Linked DNA regions of Homo sapiens: region 1 is linked to region 2. A link is a loop called in an ENCODE intact Hi-C map of the cell type or tissue named here. Cell type or tissue: endothelial cell of umbilical vein. All regions are shown on one strand. Each heading gives the region's core, and the rest is flanking DNA. Links, peaks and the distances in the headings are about the cores only. Region 1 overlaps LOC124902934 (a long non-coding RNA gene). Region 2 overlaps ACVRL1 (activin A receptor like type 1).

Region 1 (10,623 bases), core at 886-8,885, 96 kb after region 2:
CTCAGGTGATCCACCCGCCTTGGCCTCCCAAAGTGCTAGGATTACAGGCATGAGCCACCGTGCCTGTCTATTCTTTTTTACTTCATAGCACTTTCTCCCAATTGGGAATCACACTGACTTCTTTTGTTTCTGTCTTGCCTTTGTGAGGGCAGGAACCCAGCCTTGTTTGAAGTTGCACCTCCAGGGTCTAACAGAGCCTGGCACACAGGAGGGGCTCTATTAACTCATGCTGATGAGTGAATGCCTCCTTGGGGCCAACCCTGCCTAGGGGTAACCATCACCTCCCCACCTCTGAGCCCCAGGGGCTGGGTGAGACAGCCCCTCTTCTGCTCCATCTGTAGCTGGCATCTGTAGGCCCTTCTCTGAAAATCCCTTTGGGGCTGGGTGGCGGCCCCAGCCAGGGCACCTGCACCTGGCCACCCTGTCCTCCCTAGTCCCAGGAAGGGAGGACATTTGATTAAGAAAATGGAGATTCCCCAAGCTCCCTGTTTTAACAGCTGCTCTGTGACGATGACAAATATTGGCTCCCAGGGGCTCAGGTCTAGGGGAGGGGCCCCCTCACACCTTTGTTCCCAGATACAAGGCTGCCAGGAAACCAACTGCCTGGGCATAGCCTGGCACCTTACAGGGGGTGGAAGGCTGCAGGGGCCTCCCTAGATTTCTCCTCCGAGTAGAGAGTCCAAGTCCCTTGGCCACCAGTCTGTCCCCACCCCCTGCCATGTAGCTATTCCCAGGAGTGATGTCGGTGCCCCCTCACCCAGGCTGATGGGGACTCCTGGCCAGCCGTGAGTTCATAGGGGAGGGTGAGGGGTGCCCAGGGCGGGGCTAGATCCCACCTCTCAGCTGATGGGATGACGGCACCAGCACAGCAGCCTCCTGCCGTGTAGGTGGGTGACAGGGAGTGACTAATGTGCGAGCTGCGATGCTAAAAATTAACCCAGGGATCGTGTTTGGCAGAGGGGGTGGGGGTGGATGGGAAAAGGAGCAGGGACTCAGAATATTGTGTGGTCGGTATTTCCCCTGCCCTGCCACCCCTCCTTTGCCTCCCACCAGCCTTCTGCTCCTCTCAAAGCCTCAGGGAACTCTGTGGGAGCCCCTCCCCCATGCTAGGGCAGAAGGGGCTCCCAACAATTCCAGGGAAGGACAGAGGCCTCCACTCCAGGCTTCATGCATGGTCAGGGGAGGGACATGGCCCTGCTGATAGGGTTCTGGTCTGAGGTCCCCACAGAGCCCTGCAGAAGCAGCCAGTGCGCCTAGCAAGGGCAGGTTCCCATCATCAGGCTCGGGGGTGGGCAGTGGGGGTGGCAGCTGCACCACAAGAAAAGAATAGGTGGCCAGGCGTGGTGGTTCATGCCTGTAATCCCAGCACTTTGGAAGGCCGAGGCAGGTGGATCACCTGAGGTCAAGAGTTCAAGAACAACCTGGCCAACATGGCGAAACCCCGTTTCTTCTAAAAATACAAAAATTAGCCAGGCGTGGTGATGGATGCCTGTAATCCCAGCTATTTGGGAGGCTGAGGCAGGAGAATTGCGTGAACCTGGGAGGTGGAGATTGCAGTGAGCCGAGATAGCACCACTGCACTCCAGCCTGGGCAACAGAGCGAGACTCCGTCTCAAAAAATAAAAAAAAGAAAAGGATAGGTGACTTCTGTGTCCCTATGTGCTGGGCTAACACTTCCACATCCATTACCTTACTGAGACCTCACAGTACATCTGAAAGCTCTCTATTTGACAGATAAAGAGACTGAGAATTAGGTTAAGGCAGCATAGCTGGCGCCTGGCAAGGCCAGGATGCTCTCATGCCTGTTTGTCTCTATAGCTTAGGGTGGTGAGAAGGAAGTCTTCCTGGAGGAAGGGGTGTGAGGACAGGGTGGAAGAGATGGTGAGTAATGAGCTGAACTTCTCAGGCTAGGGGCCTCGCCTGTGGAAAAAGTGGTATTGGCATGGTGGGTATATGAGGTATATGAGAGGTAGGACCCGAAAGAGCAGGTCCAAGGTTTGCCAGGGAGCAGTAGGAGGAGGGGCCAGCCCAGAGAGTTCCCGGTTCCATGCATGCAGGTGCTGTGCTGGAGGGAGGGAGAGCATTCCCATCTAAGGGGAGCATAGGGGGGCTCTGGAGACTTGGTGGGGTCCACAAAACAGGGGAGGTGGGCTTGGAGAAGAGCTCTGCTAACACATGTGGGAAAACTTATTAGAAGGAGTGAACCTCTGGACCCTCCCATTTCCCCTGGAAACCAAACCAGAGACCTTGCGCTGAATGGCAGCAGGAGAAGAGGAAGGACAGCAGGAGGCCCCTTCTGCTGCCCAGCCCAAGCTCATGAGGCTGGGAAGTGAGGGAGGCTGTGGGATTCCCCAGCTCAGGAGAGACGTCAGGCTGGCTGGCTGGGAGGCTGCCTGGTCCTGCACCGACAGGTGGATGAAATGACCGTAAGTGGGGAGTGATGGGCTCAGAGAAGTGAGACAGAAAGGAAGCTGAGGGCTCTGGAGGGGCCACGGAAACCCAAGAGAGTTCCTCAAGAGAGTAAAACAGCCAGAGTGCAGCAGTGTGCTGACCCCTGGTGGGGAGCCGGGACCATACCAGGTGGAGAGGGGCACAGAGCAGGGCTCTCCCATCAGCCAACCATTGGGAGCAGCCTCCCTCCCTCCTTAGAGCCCACCTCTTCAGCCCTTCCTCAGCCTGCTGCACGCTTGTACAAAGTGGAGCCTCCCCTGAACCCCACAATCATTTATCTGAAGTGCTCAGACACCCTCCCACTGCTTCTGGTCCCAGGGCCTCTCCTCACTCCACCACCCAGATTGTGGGCTCCCAAGGGAGTGAACCCCATCTCATGCCAGCACTGATCGAAGGCAGGTACGTCTGAATGAATGAATGAACAGTTGAGTTCAGAACATCTAACTAAATGACTAAATGACTCCAACCAACAGACCTTCTCTGCACAGAACCCTGTGTGGTATGAAAGCTCATGGACTGGGGTTGATAGTGGAGAGGAAACATACTTTTCAACAGCAAGATGCAAGAGTGTTTTTATTATTTATTTATAATTTATTTTTATTTTTAGAGATGTGTCTTGCATGCAATCAATATGGGGACCTCCCAGGAGCAGGAGGCCACCAGGTTGCCTAAGACATATGAATTTTTGCTTTCAGGGACACCTCCTAAGCTTCAGTGATCCATCTTGGAGTTGGCCTTTGTGGGGAGAACATATAAATTTATGCAAAAAGTAAAAATGCAAATACTGCCTCTGGGTCTCTTTCCCAGCTGCTCCCCTACAGAGTCACTTAGCCTTTAGTGACTCACAGTTGATCTGGTCCACTCAGCAACCCACAGAGTGACAGCCCACCCAGGTCCCAGCATACATAGCATCTTCTTCTGGAGCCCCCCAAATCTCACTCTAATTGAGGGCTTGGCTGGAGCCACTCTCTCTGAGGAGTGTGGTCTCTGGGCAAATAAGGCAAGACCAGTGGCTGGCAGCTACAGCAGTCAGTAGGGTGGGGGACATTTAACAGCAGATAGGGCCATACTCCTACTCTTGCCATTCTTTTTACCCTTCCCCTCCCCCTTGCAATTCTTTTCTGTTTTTTTTTTTTTTTTTGGTTTTTGAAACAGGGTCAGCTGGGTGCGGTGGCTCACGCCTGTAATCCCAGCACTTTGGGAGGTTGGTAGATCACTTGAGGTCAGGAGTTCAAGACCAGACTGGACAACACAGTGAAACCCAGTCTCTACTAAAAATATAAAAATTAGCTGGGCGTGGTGGCACATGCCTGTAAACCCAGCTACTGGGGATGCTGAGACAGGAGAATCGCTTGAAGCTGGGAGGTGGAGGTTGCAGCGAGCAGAGATTGGGACACTGCACTCCAGCCTGGGCAACAGAGCGAGACTCTGTCTCAAAAAAAGAAAAAGAAAAAGAAAAAGAAAGAAAGAAAGAAAAAAAAAGAAACAGGAAACAGGGTCTTGCTCTGTCGTCCAACCTGGATGCAGTGGTATAATCACAGCTCACCGCAGCCTCAATCTCCTGGGTTTAAGCGATCCTCAACGTTTGGAGTAGCTGGGACTGCAGGCGTAGGCCACCACCCCAGGCTAATTTTTGTATTTTTTGTAGAGAGAGGTTTCGCCATGTTGGCCAGGCTGGTCTCAAACTCCTGGGCTCAAGCAATTCTCCTAACTCGGCCTTCCAAAGTGCTGGGATTACAGGTGTGAGCCACCACTCCTGGCCCCCTTGAGATTCTGATCCAGGAGTTCTAGGGTGGGCTGGGGCGTTGGTATTTTTAAAGCACCCTAGGTGCTTAGTGAGTCTTTATTGAAAGGATGTTGACTGAAGATAATTCTGGAGATCTCTGAGCTCCCTCCCACACAGATCCTTGGGACTCTAAATACTGGCCGAACTCGGCCCCCTGAGGCTGTGTCTTCTTGGGGAGCTAAGGACCTGTGCCTCCCACTGGCCCGGAACCACTTTCTGCTTCCTGGTGTAAGCTTTGGTATGGATGGTGGCCGTCTCCCTACAGACTGGGAGCTGTTAGAGGGCAGGGATCCTAGCTGACACATCTATGTCCTCGCCTTGGTTGGAGGTAGGTATGGGTGGCGGCGAGGGAGGAGATGGGGGTGGGGCTCAACACACTGTCCAGCCCCTGTCGTCTGGCTGGGTATCGCCAGTGCTCAGGGGCGAGCGGAATGGAGAGGAGGCGGGGCTGGGGCGCACAGCCGGCAGGGGATCCCTGCCGGAGTCTGCTTTTCACGGGTTCCCGTCTAGACCAGAGTTGGGGCTCAGCTTGGAGAGATGGGACAGGTGGAGGTGCTGGGGGTTGGAGCCCCACGCGCTGCTCAAGAGGCTGCAGGCTGGCCTTCAAGGCCTGGGCTAGACTGCGGCGGTTGGGGGCTGGCGGTGCGGCTCGGGTGGAGTCCGCCGGGCACCGCCCTCCCTCTCCACCCTCGCCCACCCCGGGGCCGCGAGGCTGTGGGTTGAGCTGCAGAGGCGAGCTCCCTCCTGGGCGTGCCGCCGCCGCGAGTGGGGTGGGAGCGCAGAGGGGGCCTCGGGGTTATGCTTTGCTGGGATCTGGGAAGGAAGCAGGTGGCAGCGCCGGAGTGAGTAACCGCCTCCCGAGGCAGCTAGTCCCGCCGCCTCAGGAAGTCCTGGCGCCGTAGCGCACCGCCGCCCGCCACACCGGGACCTTCCCCTCGCACTAGCCCGCCCCCACCCCGCCTCCATCTCGCGCTCCCAGCCGCAGACACGGGCGCCTCTGCACTCTCAACCCCTCACCCACGCAGACCCTGGCCCGCCGGTGACCTCCCCTGCGGCTCCTCCTTCTGCCCCGGCCCAGCCCCTCCCCTGCTGCTCCTCCTCCTGCCCCGGCCCAGCCCGTCCACCGTCCTCTCATCCCCATGGCCTCGAACCCCAGCCTGCCGAGCCGCTCCTCACAGGGTGCTGTGGCTCCCCGCTGCAAAGGGGCGGGTCCTGGTAGGGGGCGTGGCCTGGCCGACTTGCGGGGCGGCGGCGCCCTCTGCCGGCAGACTCGGGAACGGCCACACTCGTCACCTCGCCCCCGGCCCGGCTCCTGGACCCCCCTGGACCTCTCTGCCAGCTCTCCTCTCTCCTGGAAATGCGCCTGCAGGACTCGGAACGTGCAGAGGTCGGTCCTGGCCCCAGCCGTGCCACGGGCTATCTGAGGGAGAGTCGCGGCCTCTCTGAGGCTTGGCTTCCTTTCCTGTGAAATGGCTGTGGTGAGGAGCAAACGCTCAGCAGTGAAGAAGGACCCTTTGTAACCGCGAAGGAGCCTGTGAGTGTGAGGTATGGTTGTTATCAACGCTAAGGGCAGTCTTTTGCCTTCTGCGGGGGTGACGACCATCCTTCTCCCTGCCCCAGCCCCACAGTGGAAGGAAAACATAAGTCACCTCCAGAGATTATCACATGCAGTGGATTGCTTTCAGCCTTTTTTCTGAATATAAAATATACATATACGTATTTTAATACAATTGTGGCCCTTCTCTACGTGCTGTTCTGTGCTGCCTTTTTTTCTCTCTCTCCAAGTGCTTAACTTATGTTTTAAAGCCCAGATTCGGCCAGAGGGGTGGCTCACCAACACTTTGGGAGGCCAAGGCCGGAGGATCTCTTGAGCAGAAGTTCAAGACCAACCTGAGCAACATAGCAAGACCTCGTCTCTACAAAAAATTTTTAAAAATGATCTGAGTGTCTGTAGTCCCAGCTACTGGAGAGGCTGAGATGGGAGGCTCGCTTGAATCCTGGAGTTCCAGGCTGCAGTGAGCCGTGATTGTGCCACTGGCCACTGCACTCCAGCCTGGGTGACAGAGTGAGATCCTGTCACAAGAAAGAAAGAAGAAGAAGAAAAGAAAGAAAGAAAAAGAAAACAAAAAACCAAAAAGAAAAGAAACAACCAAAAAACTAGAGTCAGACAAACCTGGATTTAGGTTCTTGCTCTGTGACTTTATATTTCCACCCTTGAGCAAACCACACAACCTCTACCTTCCTCAGCCTCAGTTTCCTCCTTTGCAAAATGGTGGTAATGCCAGGAATACCCACTTCACAGGCAGCGGTGAGGCCCCGCACACAGCCCAGTGCATGCTGGTTAGGGCTCTCCTTTTGCTTCCTGAGACTGCACGAGCTCTGCCTTCTTCATGCACCACGTGGTAAGGAAGGAGCTGGAGGCCTCCGCCTCTCGGACCTTGCTCACTGCTGCTTTTTTTTTTTTTTTTTTGACAGAGTCTCTCTGTCGCCCAGGCTGGAGTGCAATGGCACAACCCCGGCTCACTGCACCCTCCGTCCCCCGGGTTCAAGTGATTCTCCTGCCTCAGTCTCCCGAGTAGCTGGGATTCCAGGCGGCCGCCACCACGCCCGGCTAATTTGTCATATTTTTAGTAGAGATGGGGTTTCGCCATGTTGGCCAGGCTGGTCTCGAACTCCTGACCTCAGGTGATCCACCTGCCTCGGCCTCCCAAACTGCTGGGATTACAGGGGTGAGCCACCGCCCCAGGCCTCTTTCGGCACTGCCCTCAACCACATGGGCCTCACTGTTCTTCCGGCGTACCCAGACTTTCCCCATCTCAGCGCCTTCCCACCGGTCCTGTGTTTCCATGGCCTTTCCCCGGGTAGGGGCCTTTCTTTTCCTAGCTTCGCTCAGTTCCCTGCTACATTGTCGCCTCCTCGCAGAAGCCGTCTCTGGCCGTTCCGTATCGCTAGCGCCCTCTATCATTCGCTAGCAGCTCACCCGGCTCTGTTTTTCTTCATTGCACTTCTCGTTATGTGCCGTTCTCTTATAAATGTTTTTGTCTTTATCCCTCCCATAGAAGACACCTCCATGAAAGGCCAGGGCTTTCCGAGGTTCTTTTCCTCTGTGGTTCCTAGAAGAGGGCCTGGCACATAGCCGGCCTTGGCTAGCTTTTTGCGTAAATGTGAAGGGATCCACCTTCCTCCCTTATAAGAGGTAGCAGTACCTCCTGTTACCAGCAGAGGGCACCACCGTACAGCACTTGGGGGCCGCAGGGGATCCTGCTGGGATGGGAGGTATTTAAAAAGCCCACAGGCCTCTCCTCCCATAATGTGGGCGCTCCCACAGCTGGGACCGGAAGCAGGAGGGCCCCCTGCGCTAATCTGCCCTGGCAGCAGCGAGCTGGCACGCCCTGGGTGCATCATCCGGTGTGCTCTGGTGCCCAAGGTCGGAATACCCTCACTGGTGGCTTGGACACACCCCTGAGCAGCTGATGCTTCTGGACAGATCACACCCTGTCCCGGGCTCTCAAAATGAGGGCAATGACATGAGCTGCACTGCTCGCTCACGCGTTTGCTGTGAGGTTGGGACAGGAGTGCATGGGAAATGTTTTATGAATGTAAACATGGGACAAATATAATTTATGCACGCCTTTATTGGTAGTGCAGCAGATTGACAACAAACGAGGGGAGAAGATAAGGTATTTAAAGGAAATTGCAAGGCTAAATGAAGGTGGGAATTAAGACAGTGAAGGAGAACGAAGAAGTTAAAAATAACAACTACCTTTCACCAAGAGCTTATTAGGAGCCAAGGCAGAGGAAAGTGATCTCCAAACATTGTCTAATTATAGCCAACACTTACATGGTGCTGACCTCATGCCAGGAACTCTTTAAGTGCTTTATGCATAAAAACTCACTGGATCCTCACAACAACTCAGGGAGGTAGGTCATATCGCTGTCCCGTTCTACACAAGGAAACTGAGGCCCGGACAGCTTAAGTGACTGGCCCAAGGCCACATAGATAGACAGGGCTGGGCAATCTGCCTCCTGGAATGTGCTCTTAAAGCCCCACAGTCACAGCCACACCAAAAGGGAGATATTGTTATTATCATTCCATTTCCCAAACAAGCAACTGAGGCTTAGCAGATGTACAAAGCCCGCCTAAAGCCACACTGGGAATATGTGTATTTGAGCCCAGCTTAACCACCCACCAAACTAGGCCTGCAGGAGCTAGGAGGGGCTTCAGGAATGTGCACAGGTTCTCTCGGAGGGCAGCAGCAGACATACCCACTCTTCCTCTGAGCGGGGAGGGGAAGGTGAGAGCACAGAGGCTGGGCAGGGCTGATGGGGTTGAGGAAGAGGCTGCTTGGTGGCCTCAACTCCATGGACCGCAGATGGCCAGGCATCTTCTGGCCAGGAAGTGAGAGGTGTGTTGATAGGCACAGTGGCTGTCCACAGGGATTCCAGCCAGAGCTGTGGGCCCCCCACAAATCTCCATAGGGAGACTAGGGACTGAGGGGTGGGCCTTACAGTGGGAGGTGGGAGCAGCCCCATCCCTACCACAAGTGCCCCTTAGCCCAGCCCTGACTTCCAGCCCGTTACATAAGCTGCTGCATACCCAGGCCTGGAAATAGCTGAGGCTGTACCGGCTGGGCTGGGAGACGTGATGAATGGTCCCCAGGAGCATCAGCTGACCGCCCTGTGCTCCTGAAGTGACCTGAGGGCCTGCCAGCAGCTCGGGTTACCCAGCTCTCCCTGGGAGGCAGCCCTGCCTGGTCTGCTGAGGATGGCTCTGATGTGATTCTGTGTCTGGACATTTATGGTTCGAGTGCCCGCAGGATGGTCCCTCTCCCAAGCCTGAGCAGCTAAGGCAGCTCCCAGCCACGCTGTGCCCACTGGCAGCCTCTGGATGCTGGGAGCCAGGGCCTTGCCCAGAGCAAGCACTTGGATCTCTGCAGACAGTCAGCACTGGGAGGGCTGAGAGCTCTGCTGCTCTGAGTCCTGTGCTAAGGGCCCGCAAGGAAAGAGGAAGAGGAGCCTGAGAAACTCGGGGTGCACGTGGGGGCTGCAGGTGTCATTCCAGGGCTGCACTCCACCCACATCCCCATGCCTCCTGTTTCACGGCCCACTCTGTTACTGAACTGGTGGCCCTGGGCACAGGGGGGCACCCACACACTCTGATGCCCACTGCAGAGGGCAGAGCCACACACCCCTCCAGGGACTAGGCACATACACCCTTACTTCTGAGAGTAACGTGGCTAGGCTCAGGAGTGTAGGAGGGCGTTCTCCCAGCATATGGTGATCATATGTTAAGAATTATTATTATGTTGGTCAGGTGCGGTGGCTCACACCTGTAATTCTAGCACTTTTAGAGGCTGAGGTGGGAGGATTGCTTGAGTCCAGGAGTTTGAGACCAGCCTGGGCAACATGATGAAATCCTGTCTCTACAAAAAATACAAAAATTAGCCGGGCGTGGTGGCATGTGCCTTTAGTCCCAGCTACTCGGGAGTTTGAGATGGGAGGATCGCTTGAGCCCAGGAGGTTGAGGCTGCAGTGAGCCAAGATTGTGCCACTACACTCCAGTCTGGGTGACAAAGTGAGACCCTGTCTCCAAAAAAAAAAAAAAAAAAAAAAAAAAAGAAGAGAGAAGTATGAATGATTATGGCCATGCCAATTCTGTGCCTTTAAGATACCTGCTTAAGGGGCCGGGAGCAGTGGCTCACGCCTGTAATCCCAGCACTTTGGGAGGCTGATGCAGGCAGATCATGAGGTCAAGTGATCGAGACCATCCTGGCCAACATAGTGAAACCCCGTCTTTACTAAAAATACAAAAATTAGCTGGGCGTGGTGGCTCATGCCTGTAGTCCCAGCAACTTGGGAGGCTGAGGCAGGAGACTTGCTTGAACCCAGGAGGCGGAGGTTGCAGTGAGCTGAGATTGAGCCACTGCACTCCAGCCTCGTGACAGAGCAAGACTCCGTCTCAAACAAAACAAAAAAACAAAAAAGATACCTGCTTAAAAGACAAAAAGACCAGGCCAGGCGCGGTAGCTCATGCCTGTAATCCCAGCACTTTGGGAGGCCGAGGTGGGTGGATTACGAGGTCAGGAGTTCAAGACCAGCCTGGCCAAGATGGTGAAACCCCGTCTCTACTAAAAATACAAAAATTAGCTGGGCGTGGTGGTGGGCGCTTGTAATCCCAGCTACTTGGGAGGCTGAAGCAGAGAATTACTTGAACCCGGGAAGCGGAGGTTGCAGTGAGCCAAGATGGTGCCACTGCACTCCAGCCTGGGTGACAAAGCGAGACTCCATTTTAAAAAACAAAAACAAAAACAAAAACAAAAAGACCAAAATTCAACTTCTCCCTAAAAATATTAATGCTTTAAGTGAAATTATCTCTCTAGTATTCC
Region 2 (10,623 bases), core at 1,212-9,211:
CGCAACGTCTACCTCCCAGGTTCAAATCATTCTCTTGCCTCAGACTCCCGAGTAGCTGGGATTACAGGCACATGCCACCATGCCTGGCTAATTTTGTATATTTAGTAGAAACAGGGTTTCACCATGCTGGCCATGCTGGTCTCGAACTCCTGACCTCAGGTGTTCCACCTACCTCAGCCTCCCAAAGTGCTGGGGTTACAGGTGTGAGCCATCGCGCCTGGCCAGGACCTTTGTTTCTTATCTACATATTGGAAGATTTGGTCCTGATGTCCTTTGAGGCTTCTTTAGCTCTAGTTCTCTGACACTTCAGCCTATATCACAGCTAACTTCTTCAGTCTCATCTATTCCTTATGCTCCAGCCCCTGGCAATTTGCCTCAAGATGGGGGTTTGAAAATAACTTTACCTGACTCAAGGAGTGTCTGGAGCACCTCCTAGTCTAAGTCTGCAAGCTCCAGTTCTTGCCTAAAACCATGCCAGTGGCCACCCTTGGGCTCAGACAGCTCTGGGCCTTTTGACCACAAGCCAGCCCCTCGCCCTCTCTGTGGCATAGTCTTCTCTGCCCCAGGACTGCAGGGCGGCTTCCTCCAAGGCTTCCAAGGCTCAAAAGAAATTTGGCTCCATCCAAGAAGGCTCCAGCTCCCCTACTGGCCCCTGGCTCAGGCCCACACCCCTGGCCAGGCCCAGAGAGTGTGTCTCAGGAGAATTCAATGGCTCTAGAGAGACACACAGAAAGTTTGGCATTTGGAAATTTCAAGGATGTATGTATGCTCACGTATGGAGCAGGTTGTCCTGGTCCCTGGGTGCAGGGAAGTGGGCTGCAGGGAAGTGGATTGGAGGGGAGCTTGAGGAATATAAGGAGCGGGGGTGGAGACTCAGGCTATGGACAAGGACAGCCCCAAGGTTGGGAAGACCTGGCCTTAGTCGTCCTCAGCCTAGGGGCAGGGCAGTGAAGAAAGCTCTCCCCGCTCCTGCTGTAATGACCCAGAGTAGCCTCCCCAGGCCGGCATCTTATGTGTGTCTTCCACCATCCTCATGGTGGCACTTTTCTAGGCCTGTCTCCCAGCATTGTGCAAGGCTCGGAAGAGAACCAGGAAGTGAAACTGGGTGAAAACAGAAAGCTCAATGGATGGGCTAGGTTCCCAGATCATTAGGGCAGAGTTTGCACGTCCTCTGGTCACTGGAATCCACCCAGCCCACGAATCATCTCCCTCTTGAAGGATTTTATTTCTACTGGGTTTTGGAACAAACTCCTGCTGAGACCCCACAGCCAGAAACTGAAAGCAGCAGCTCCCCAAAGCCTGGAAAATCCCTAAGAGAAGGCCTGGGGCAGGAAGTGGAGTGACAGGGGACAGGTAGAGAGAAGGGGGCCCAATGGCCAGGGAGTGAAGGAGGTGGCGTTGCTGAGAGCAGTCTGCACATGCTTCTGTCTGAGTGCAGGAAGGTGTTCCAGGGTCGAAATTACACTTCTCGTACCTGGAGACGCTGTTTGTGGGAGCACTGGGCTCATGCCTGGCACACAATAGGTCTGCAATAAACCATGGTTAAATCCTGAGCTCCGGAGTCTTCCCAGGCCGATGCCTCTGCAGTGGCCCGTCGCAGAGGTCCAGATAAAACCAGAGGGATCCGGGGAGAAGAGGGTCCCAGGATACACGCCCAGCTTTGCCCTTAGACAGGTCACAGTTTCCTCACGCCCCTGCTCAGACCCCCGCGGGGGCCCAAATCTCAGTTCCTACCCCAGATTGGGAGCAGCCTAGTCGCCGCACCTGCCACGTCGCCCTCTGCTGGCCGAGGGCTGCCCAGCGGCCGCCTCCCATCCCCACACAGGGACCGCGGGGCCTTTCCCGGCAGGGTGGGGCAGCCTTCCCCGCACCCGGGGGCCAACGTCTGTGTGCTCACTGACTTGCTGTTCTGCAGGGACTGTCCCCCTAATACCACACCTAGCGAAGAGCGTTCTGCTTCCGAACCGGCAGCTTGGACCCTCCCTCCTCAATTCCTTGTTCTCACTTCCCTTCTCAAATGGGGTCCCCATCTTGCCAGGAGTCAGTCCCCATTCCCAGCATGGGAAGATCCCCTTCCCTGGGGACCTACCTTGTCCTGGGATCAGAAGGCACTTCACACACACATCCCATTCTCACACCCGGAAATTCGGGGCGGGGACATGCTGTGGGGGAGGCAGATACTAAAAGAAGCTGAGAGGGTCCTGGCCCATGGGACTGCCCAGCCTAGAAAATCTGTGCCTTCGTGTTAGACGCCCTCTTAGGGAAACATAGGAAGGGTACACCTTACACCACAGATGACCTTGTGGTCCCTTGCACCCCCAAGGCGGCCTCATGCCTGGAACCTCCTACCCTGGGTTCATGGATCCCCCAACAACACAGCGCCTTCCCAGAGGATTCGGGCACCCGGCCTCAGACCAGCTTTGACGAAATAGGAGCGTTGCTAGCATCCAGCAAAGGCAGCCTTTCCCCTTCCCCTGTGCCTGCCAGACTCTGTCCTTACGTCCTCCCCATGATGTCCAGGCTATGGTGGGAGAGTGGGGAGAAGGGCAGTGGGGAAATTGCAGAGAAAGGGGTACGTGAACGCTGAGCAGGATCTGCGGCAAGATTGGCTCACTGCTCTCCAGTTCTTGCGAAGAGCCCTTGGGAAGTCACCCCGTCCGAGCCCCTGCCTACAAGTAGACCTCAGGGAACCTGCCTGCCTTTGGAGGAAAAAAACCTACTGCTCACTTTACTTCTCTGCAGCTTTGCCCTGACTTCCTCAGGGACCCCAGGCCCCAATTTCCCTATCTAGACAAAGAGGGAGAGGACCATCTGTGTGGTAAAGGCCCTCCCTGAGGGGTGATAGGTGCTATAGCATGCCACAGTGGGGCTGAGGGTAGCTCCTGGAATATGAGCCTTGATGTGGAGGGCCACCCCTTCCCCTGCCAAGGCCTCACCAACAGTTTTTCTCTCCACCCTCCAAGGCACCATCCTCCCTCAGTCCTGCCTTGCACCAGCCTCCAAGGAAGGTGCTGTTTCCTCCATATCCTCACCAACATTAAGATCAACAGCCCAAGAGATGGCAAAGTCCTCACGCCTAGAAGTCCCTGTCCTGGGGGAGGAGTGGGGGGTGCATGTCCTGCGTCCAGTCTCCCAGGGCTGGGACTGATGCTAGCTGTGTAATCATCACTCTGGGTGGGCGACTCTTGGAATGAGCTGCTTCCACCAGGGCCACATTCAGTTTGCTCGAAATAGAGACAGAGGGCTTCTTGACTTTGCATATGATTTGCATAATGTCATAGACACACAGTCTATTTTCAGGCAGTTTTCAGGTTAAAGTGTTGTCACTGCTGCCCTACAGGGTGTCATGTCTGGATGAGTCTCTTCTCTGTTCTTTCTCACCCACCCACTCTTACTGACCTACATCCCCAGCTGCAGGAGCGAATGGTGAGGCAGGGGGAGAATGGGGTTGTCCAGGGAGACACATGGGCAGGGAAATCAAGGGAATTTCCTTATTACCAGCATCACCAGAAACAGAATCTGGTTGCTCAGGGTCAACTGATAGGAAGAGGGTAAGGAATGGGAAGTCAGGTAACCCATCTGCTGTTCTGCACAAACCCTTCCCACCTCTCCTACCAGGAGAACAGCCAGTTCCTGTTTCTCTATTCAGTCTTCTGACAGTTTGAAGAAAGATGTCTAGATAGATAAACCTGTTTCTTTCAGCCACCCATAAAGCCTTGCTTGGCCCAGACATCCCTCATGGGCATTTATTTTCAGCGCTAAGATTAGATCTTCACCTCTTGGGAAATCTGACCTGCAGTCTGTTCCTCTCCTGGGAGCCTTATCTGAGAGATAAGGATCATAGTCTCATGATCAATATTTTTGGAGCACCTGGCACACAGTAGGAGGTCAGTCAGTGCTGGAGTCCCCTCCTCTTCTTCATCTAGAGGTCTGTACCAAGTACCTCATTGTCCCAGGCCTGGATGCTCGACACACACACCAGCCTCTGAGGGCTCAGATGCAGAAACAGACTTACAAGGGCCAGTTGAGGTGACTGTCACTAAGTTATCTGGGACCTTGGCCAGTTGCTCGGCCTCCTCATCTGGAAAGGAGGGGGATTGGTGATTGGTGGAGACTAGGGGCAAAGACAATTCCTATATTATAGCTTGAGCTGTTTGGCAACCTTCCTTGATCACAGAGGGTCAGGGCTGGAGCCCCACCCAGGGCTCCCTCCTGTAGACACTCTGGCTTTGGGGCATGTCTGGTGTGCTGTCTTCCTGTGTACATCAAAGGATCCACCAGATGCCAAGGCAAAGAGCCTGAGAACCTTACTGGGTCCTGGGAAAGGGGAGACCACTTGGTCTGGCTGCCCAGCCGCCACGCACTACCCAGAATTCCCTGTCCCATGTCCAGCCCCCAGGACCTGCCTCATCCCCTCAGGCAGGCGTTTCCTGTTGATAAGAAGCTCCGTCACAAACACTGATAAAGACATGAAAAAAGGAAATCGACAGGCTTGGGTATAATGGGCATTTTGTCTGCCTTTTCTACCCCTCTTCCTTCTCCCAGAACCGCCCACTCCACACCCCCACCTCATACCACTTCCCAGAACTGAGGAGAAAGGATTCCCCTACCTCCACCATGGGCCCTATTTGATAGTCTCCAGGAATTTGGCCTGAAGGCTTACACAGGTCTCAGAAGAGGGACCCAGCTTGGCCTGGGTCAGGATGGGAGCCCTGAGGCAGTAAGCACTGGGTGCTGGGAGGCCCCAGGCCAGGGAAATGGGCAGCAGCACCTAGAGGAAGGACAGTCCAGTGCAGGTCTAATCGAGGACCGTCCTCTTCCCTCCTCCTCTCCTCCCAGAGGCTTGGATCCAAGTGGTGGTTAGGTGGCTAGATAGTCTATAATTAGTGCATTTTCCTTAATTTTAGTCTCAAGCTTGTTACTGGAAAATCTCATTAATTTTGAGTCTACTAATTTGGAATCTATGATCCTTCAGGCCAAGAGGCTGAACTGATGTTTAGAAAAATAAACAAAGCAAACAAGTTTTCGAGGCAGGCCCTACCACCCTTCTTGTGTTGGATTTGTAAGTTCAACTTGACAAAGGTAGTTGTCCTAAAGCGCTGGGCCTGCAGTTGAGATAACCTGCCACCAGGTGGGTGATGAGGCCTGCCACTGGTGTTTTAAGTAGTCATTGCTCATGGACAGATGTTTTAAAGATTTTATATTCAATGATTCTTTCTTCCTCTTCTCCAGAGATGCAACTCCTTAATAAAACAGTAAGACAAACACAGAAAAGTGGAATAGATGGTTCTAAGTGGCCAGCATTTAACAGAAAAACAACAGCCAGCATATACAACTTGGAGATTTTCTTGATTTAACTGTTTTCCAGTCCTGGTTGCCACCCAGCTAGGGCCTTATCCTGGTTTCAGGCCCTCACATCTCTCATTGCATTTTTGACACTTGGTGGAAGGAGCAGAGGAGTAAAGAGCAAAGGGTTTTATCCAAGTCAAAATTCCAGCTGTTCTACCCTGGTCCAGTGGCTCACTCCTGTAATCCTAGAACTTTGGGAGGCTGAGGCGGGCAGATCACTTGAGGCCAGGAGTTTGAGACCAGCCTGGCCAACATGGTGAAACCTCATGTCTACTAAAGATACAAAAAATTAGCCAGGCGCGGTGGTGGGCACTTGTCATCCCAGCTACTCTGGAGGTTGGGGTGGGAAAATTGCTTGAACCTGGGAGGCGGAGGTTGCAGTGAGCTGAGATCACACCACTGTACTCCAGCCTGGGAGACAGAGTGAGATTCTGTCTCAAAAAATAAAACAAAACAAAACAAAAACAAAATTCCAGCTGTTTTGTTGGATTTTACTTACTTACTTATTTATTTATTTTGAGGCAGGATCTTGCTATATCACCTAGGCCGGTCACAGGCTCCTAGGCTCAAACAATCCTCCTGAGACAGCCTCCTGGGTAGCTGAGACTACAGGTGCATGTCACCATCCTGGCTAATTTTTTTTACTTTTAATTTTTTTTAGAGATAGAAGTCTTACTCAGATGTTGCTCAGACTGGCCTCAAACTCCCAGCCTCAAGTCATCCTCCCACCTGGGCCTCCCGAGTAGCTAGGATTACAGGTGCAAGCTACCACGCCTAGCCTACCTGTTGTTTTAGTAATTCGACAAATTTATTCTAAATTTATATGGAAGAGTATAAGTTCATGAATAACTAAGTCAATTTTCTTTATTTTGGGTTATTTTCTGACTATGTTATGCATTCACATGATTCAAAAGCCAATGCATCTACATTGGAGTAGTGTGGGAATGAAAAAAAAAAATTAAAATAAAGAAATAAAGGCCGGGTGTGGTGGCTCATGCCTATAATCCCAGCCCTTTGGGAGGCCGAGGTGTTTGAGTCCAACCTGGGCAGCAAAGAAAGAATTAGTCCCTACAGAAAATTAAAACAGTGTAGTATTCCACTCTTTGAATGTACCAGTCCCCTATTTTTGGAAGTTTTGTTTTTTTCCAGTTTGGGGCCATTATAAGCAAGGCTGCAGTGAATAAATTTGTGTATACATTATTTTCCTTTATTCCAGTATTTCTGTAAGATACATTCTAAAAAGTGGAATTCCTGGGTCAAAGGAAATGTGAATTTGGCCAAGTCAGTTGTGAAGAAGTGCAAAGGGGGAGACTTGCCCCAGAAGACAATAAGACAAGTCACAGAAAAATAGAATAGTACCAGACAAGTAGACAAATAGACAAGTAGAACATGTTAAAGAACCCAGGAACAGGCCAGGCACGGTCTCTCACGCCTGTAATCCCAGCACTTTGGGAGGCCAAGGCAGGTGGATCACCTGAGGTCAGGAGTTCGAGACCAGCCTGGCCAACATGGTGAAACCTCGTCTCTATTAAAAATACAAAAATTAGCCAGACGTGGGGGCGGGTGCCTATAATCCCAGCTACTCGGGAGGCTGAGGCAGGAGAATCGCTTGAACCTGGAGGGTGGAGGTTGCAGTGAGCAGAGATCATGCTACATCATTCCAGCCTGGGTGGAAGAGCAAAACTCTGTCTGAAAAACAAAACAAAACAAAACGAAACAGAACCCAGGAACACCCAGGCGCAGTGGCTCATGTCTGTAATCCCAGTACTTTGGGAGGCTGAGGCAGGAGGATTGCTTGAGCCCAGGAGTTCAAGACCAGCCTGGGTAACATCGCAAGACCCTGTCTCTATAAAAAATAAAAAATTACCCAGGCATGGTGGCACATGCCTGTGGTCCCAGCTTCTCAGGAGGCTGAGACGGGAGGATTGCTTGAGCCCGCTGGTCGGGTGGGAGTCTAGGGCTCCAGTGAGCCATGATCACACCACTTCACTCCAGCCTGGGTGACAGTGAGATCCTATCTTAAAAACAAAAAAACAAAAAACAAAGAACTCAGAAACAAATCCATATGCATCTGAAAACTGTTATGTGATAAAGGTTGCATCAGAAATTAGTGAAGGCTGGGCGTTGTGGCTCACGCCTGTAATCCCAGCACTTTGGGAGGCTAAGGCAGGCAGATCACCTGAGGTCAGGAGTTTGAGATCAGCCTGGTCAACATGGTGAAACCCTGTCTCTACTGCAAATACAAAAATTAGCCAGGCGTGGTGGCGCACACCTGTAATCCTAGCTACTCAGGAGGCTGAGGCACAAGAATTGCTTGAACCTGGGAGGCAGAGGTTGCGGTGAGCTGAGATCACACCACTGTACTCCAGCCTGGGCTATGGAGTGAGACCCTGTCTCAAAAAAAAAAAGAAAAAAAGTGAAGATGATGGCTAAAAAATACAGGGTTTTGTGAGGGGGTGATGAAAATGTTCTAAAATGGACTGTGATCATGGTTTTACAGTTCTGTGAATATACTGAAAGTCATTGAATTATGTGCTTTAAATGGATGAATTGTATGGTATGTAAATTATATCTTAATAAAGCTGTTAAAATATGGGGAAGAAAGGCCAGATTTTTTAGATAGTGTTGGAAATACTGGAACACTGTTCAGATAGAAAATGCAGTTGGGACTCTCCCTTACATCGTCTACAAAGATGGACTCCACATGGATTAAGGACCAAAGTGTAAAAGGCCACACTATAAGGCTAGTAAAAGAAAGTGTAAGAGAACATCCTTGTGACCCAAGGTTGGGGAAAGACTTAAAGAAGACCCTTGGCCGGGCGCCGGTGGCTCACGCCTGTAATCCTAGCACTTTTGGAGGCCGAGGCGGGTGGATCACGAGGTCAGGAGATGGAGACCATCCTGGCTAACATGGTGAAACCTCATCTCTACTAAAAATACAAACAATTAGCCAAGCGTGGTGGCGGGTGCCTGTAGTCCCAGCTACTCGGGAGGCTGAGGCAGGAGAATCGCATGAACCGGGAGGCAGAGGTCGCAGTGAGCCGAGATCACGCCACTGCACTCCAGCTGGGCAACACAGCAGGACTCTGTCTCAAAAAAAAAGAAGACCCTTGAAGTGCAAACTGTAAAAAAAAATATGAACATGACTATATCAGTTCACTCTTCAATTATACACTATATATATTTAACATTGAAAAATTAATAAAACTCATAGATAGATGGTAGACTGGAAGGAGATATTTACAGTCCTTAAAACTGTTGAGGCGTTAATATCTACAATATATAAAAAACTCTTGCAAATCAGTAAGACCCAAGAGAAAAACAGGCGAGAGACATGCAGAGTTAATTTACAAAAGAGGAAGCCCAAATGGCTAACGAGTATAGAATGGAATGCTCAAACTCACTAGTAATCAGAGAAATGTACATGTAAGTGACATACCAACTAACATCCATCAAAATGGCAAAATGAGAAAAGTGGATAATGCTAAGAGTTGTCAAGGGTGTGGGGGAATAAGAACTCTTGTGCAGTTCTTGTAGAAGTATAAACTGGCATAGACTTTTTAGCATTACTTAGTAAAAATGGGTATTCCTATGCCATTTGGCCTCATGATACCATTCCTGGGTATACAGTTGACCCTTGAACAACACAAGTTTGTGCTACATGCATTCACTTACATGCAGATTTCCATCCTCCTTTGCCACTACTGAGACAGCAAGACTAACCCCTTCTCTTCCTCCTCCTTCTCAGCTTACTCAACATGAAGACAAGGATGAAGACTTTATGATAATCCACTTCCACTTAATGGATAGTAAATATATTTCCTCTTCTGGCCAGGCACGGTGGCTCACGACTGTAATCCCAGCACTTTGGGAGGTCGAGGCTGGTGGATTGCCTGAGGTCAGGAGTTCGAGACCAGTCTGGCCAACATGGTGAAAACCCGTCTCTACTAAAAATACAAAAAAAATTAACCAGGCGTGGTGGTGTGCACCTGTAATCCTGGCTACTCGGGAAGCTGAGGCAGGGGAATTTTTTGAACCAGGGAGGCGGAGCTTGCAGTGAGCCGAGATCGCACCACTGAACTCCAGCCTGGGTGACAGAGCGAGATTCCATCTCAAATATATATATATATATATATATATATATATACGTATATATATATATATATATACGTATATATATATATATATACACGTATATATATATATATACGTATATATACACACACACACACACACACACACACACACATATATATTCTCTTCCTTATGATTTTCTTAACATTTTCTTTTCTCTAGCTTACTTTATTTTAAGAATATAGTACATAATGCATATAACATATGTATGTGTTAATTGACTGTTCATTATCAGTAAGGCTTCCAGTCAACAATAGACTATTATTAAATTGTGGGGGAGTCAAAAGTCATACACAGATTTTTGATTGCATGGGAGATCAGCACCCCAAACCTCACCTTGTTCAAGGGTCAACCATGTATCTCCTAGAAATTCTCATACAAGTCCACAAGTGGAGACATGATGAAGTTCAACACACTGTTGCTTGTGGTAGCAGGGAACTGGAACCAACCTTGGTGTCCATCCCTAGGGCAACAGATAAGAAAATGTTCGGAATACGATGTCATCCATTGGAAGCAATTAACCACACATATATGCAGCAACATAGATAGACCTTAAAAATATGGGATTGGCAAATAAAGAGAATGAGGGTTATAACACAATGCCTTTTATATAAGTTTAGGATGCATACATATTCAAAACAACATTATATGCTTAGCAAGGATATGCATACGTTTTAGGACATGGAGCAAGCTCACTAGAGTGCCTGGGGGTGAGGAGAGCAAGATAGATGGAGATGGAAAGGGGGATTGGAGAAGGAGCTGGAAAATAAGATCTAAGAGAGGCCTCGTTACCTTGCACAGAATAAGGATGATAACATGTTACCCCGTGATTAACCTGAAGACCATAGAGGGAAAAGAAAAAAATTAACAACTGCAGAGCCTCAGATCCTGGGCATGAAACATAACAGAACCTCCAGGGACTCAGTTTCCTCCTATTCAGAATGGGGATAATATGTAAGGTGGTTGTGAGGACTGGGATCATGTTGGGCAAGAGGCCTGGCCAGAATTGTTGTTCAATAATAAAAATAATGCTAATGATAGTATGCTATCCTTGCCGATAGTGTTTGCAGGTTCAGTTCTGCAGAGTTGCAGACCAGCTTGGTGTCAACACCTCTTGCTTTGCTCCCCAGCTCCTGGCTC

Evidence for each region. A loop is a pair of places that touch in the nucleus more often than their neighbours do. Peaks named below come from ENCODE experiments on the same cell type or tissue, not always from the same donor. Only the 100,000 strongest peaks of a DNase experiment are listed, where the experiment ranks them.
Region 1: it touches region 2 in a loop (6-fold over the local background); 4 of 110 quality-filtered maps call a loop at or near these places.

What each region holds. Positions count from the first base shown.
Region 1 is chr12:52,018,375-52,028,997 of GRCh38, forward strand. All of the region lies in intron 1 of LOC124902934 (a long non-coding RNA gene), which reads left to right. It also overlaps a transcript of NR4A1 not described here. Among named protein-coding and RNA genes, the nearest start is that of TAMALIN-AS1, 16 kb to the left of the region's middle. RefSeq lists a silencer at 5,147-5,606 and enhancers at 6,313-7,250, 6,411-6,705, 7,251-8,188. In endothelial cell of umbilical vein, for the core only: CTCF peaks have their summits at 2,574 (motif pointing left), 5,524 (motif pointing left) and 7,418 (motif pointing right); DNase peaks (open chromatin) are centred at 2,517, 5,257, 6,587 and 7,257; H3K4me3 peaks cover 1,802 bases; H3K27ac peaks cover 3,606 bases.
Region 2 is chr12:51,921,809-51,932,431 of GRCh38, forward strand. ACVRL1 (activin A receptor like type 1) reads left to right here. Exons shown (of 10, transcript NM_000020.3): 10 at 1-1,553. Among named protein-coding and RNA genes, the nearest start is that of ACVRL1, 20 kb to the left of the region's middle. RefSeq lists enhancers at 1,208-1,257, 2,043-2,874. In endothelial cell of umbilical vein, for the core only: CTCF peaks have their summits at 1,798 (motif pointing left) and 5,121; DNase peaks (open chromatin) are centred at 1,533, 1,963, 4,373, 5,123 and 1 weaker place; H3K27ac peaks cover 4,463 bases.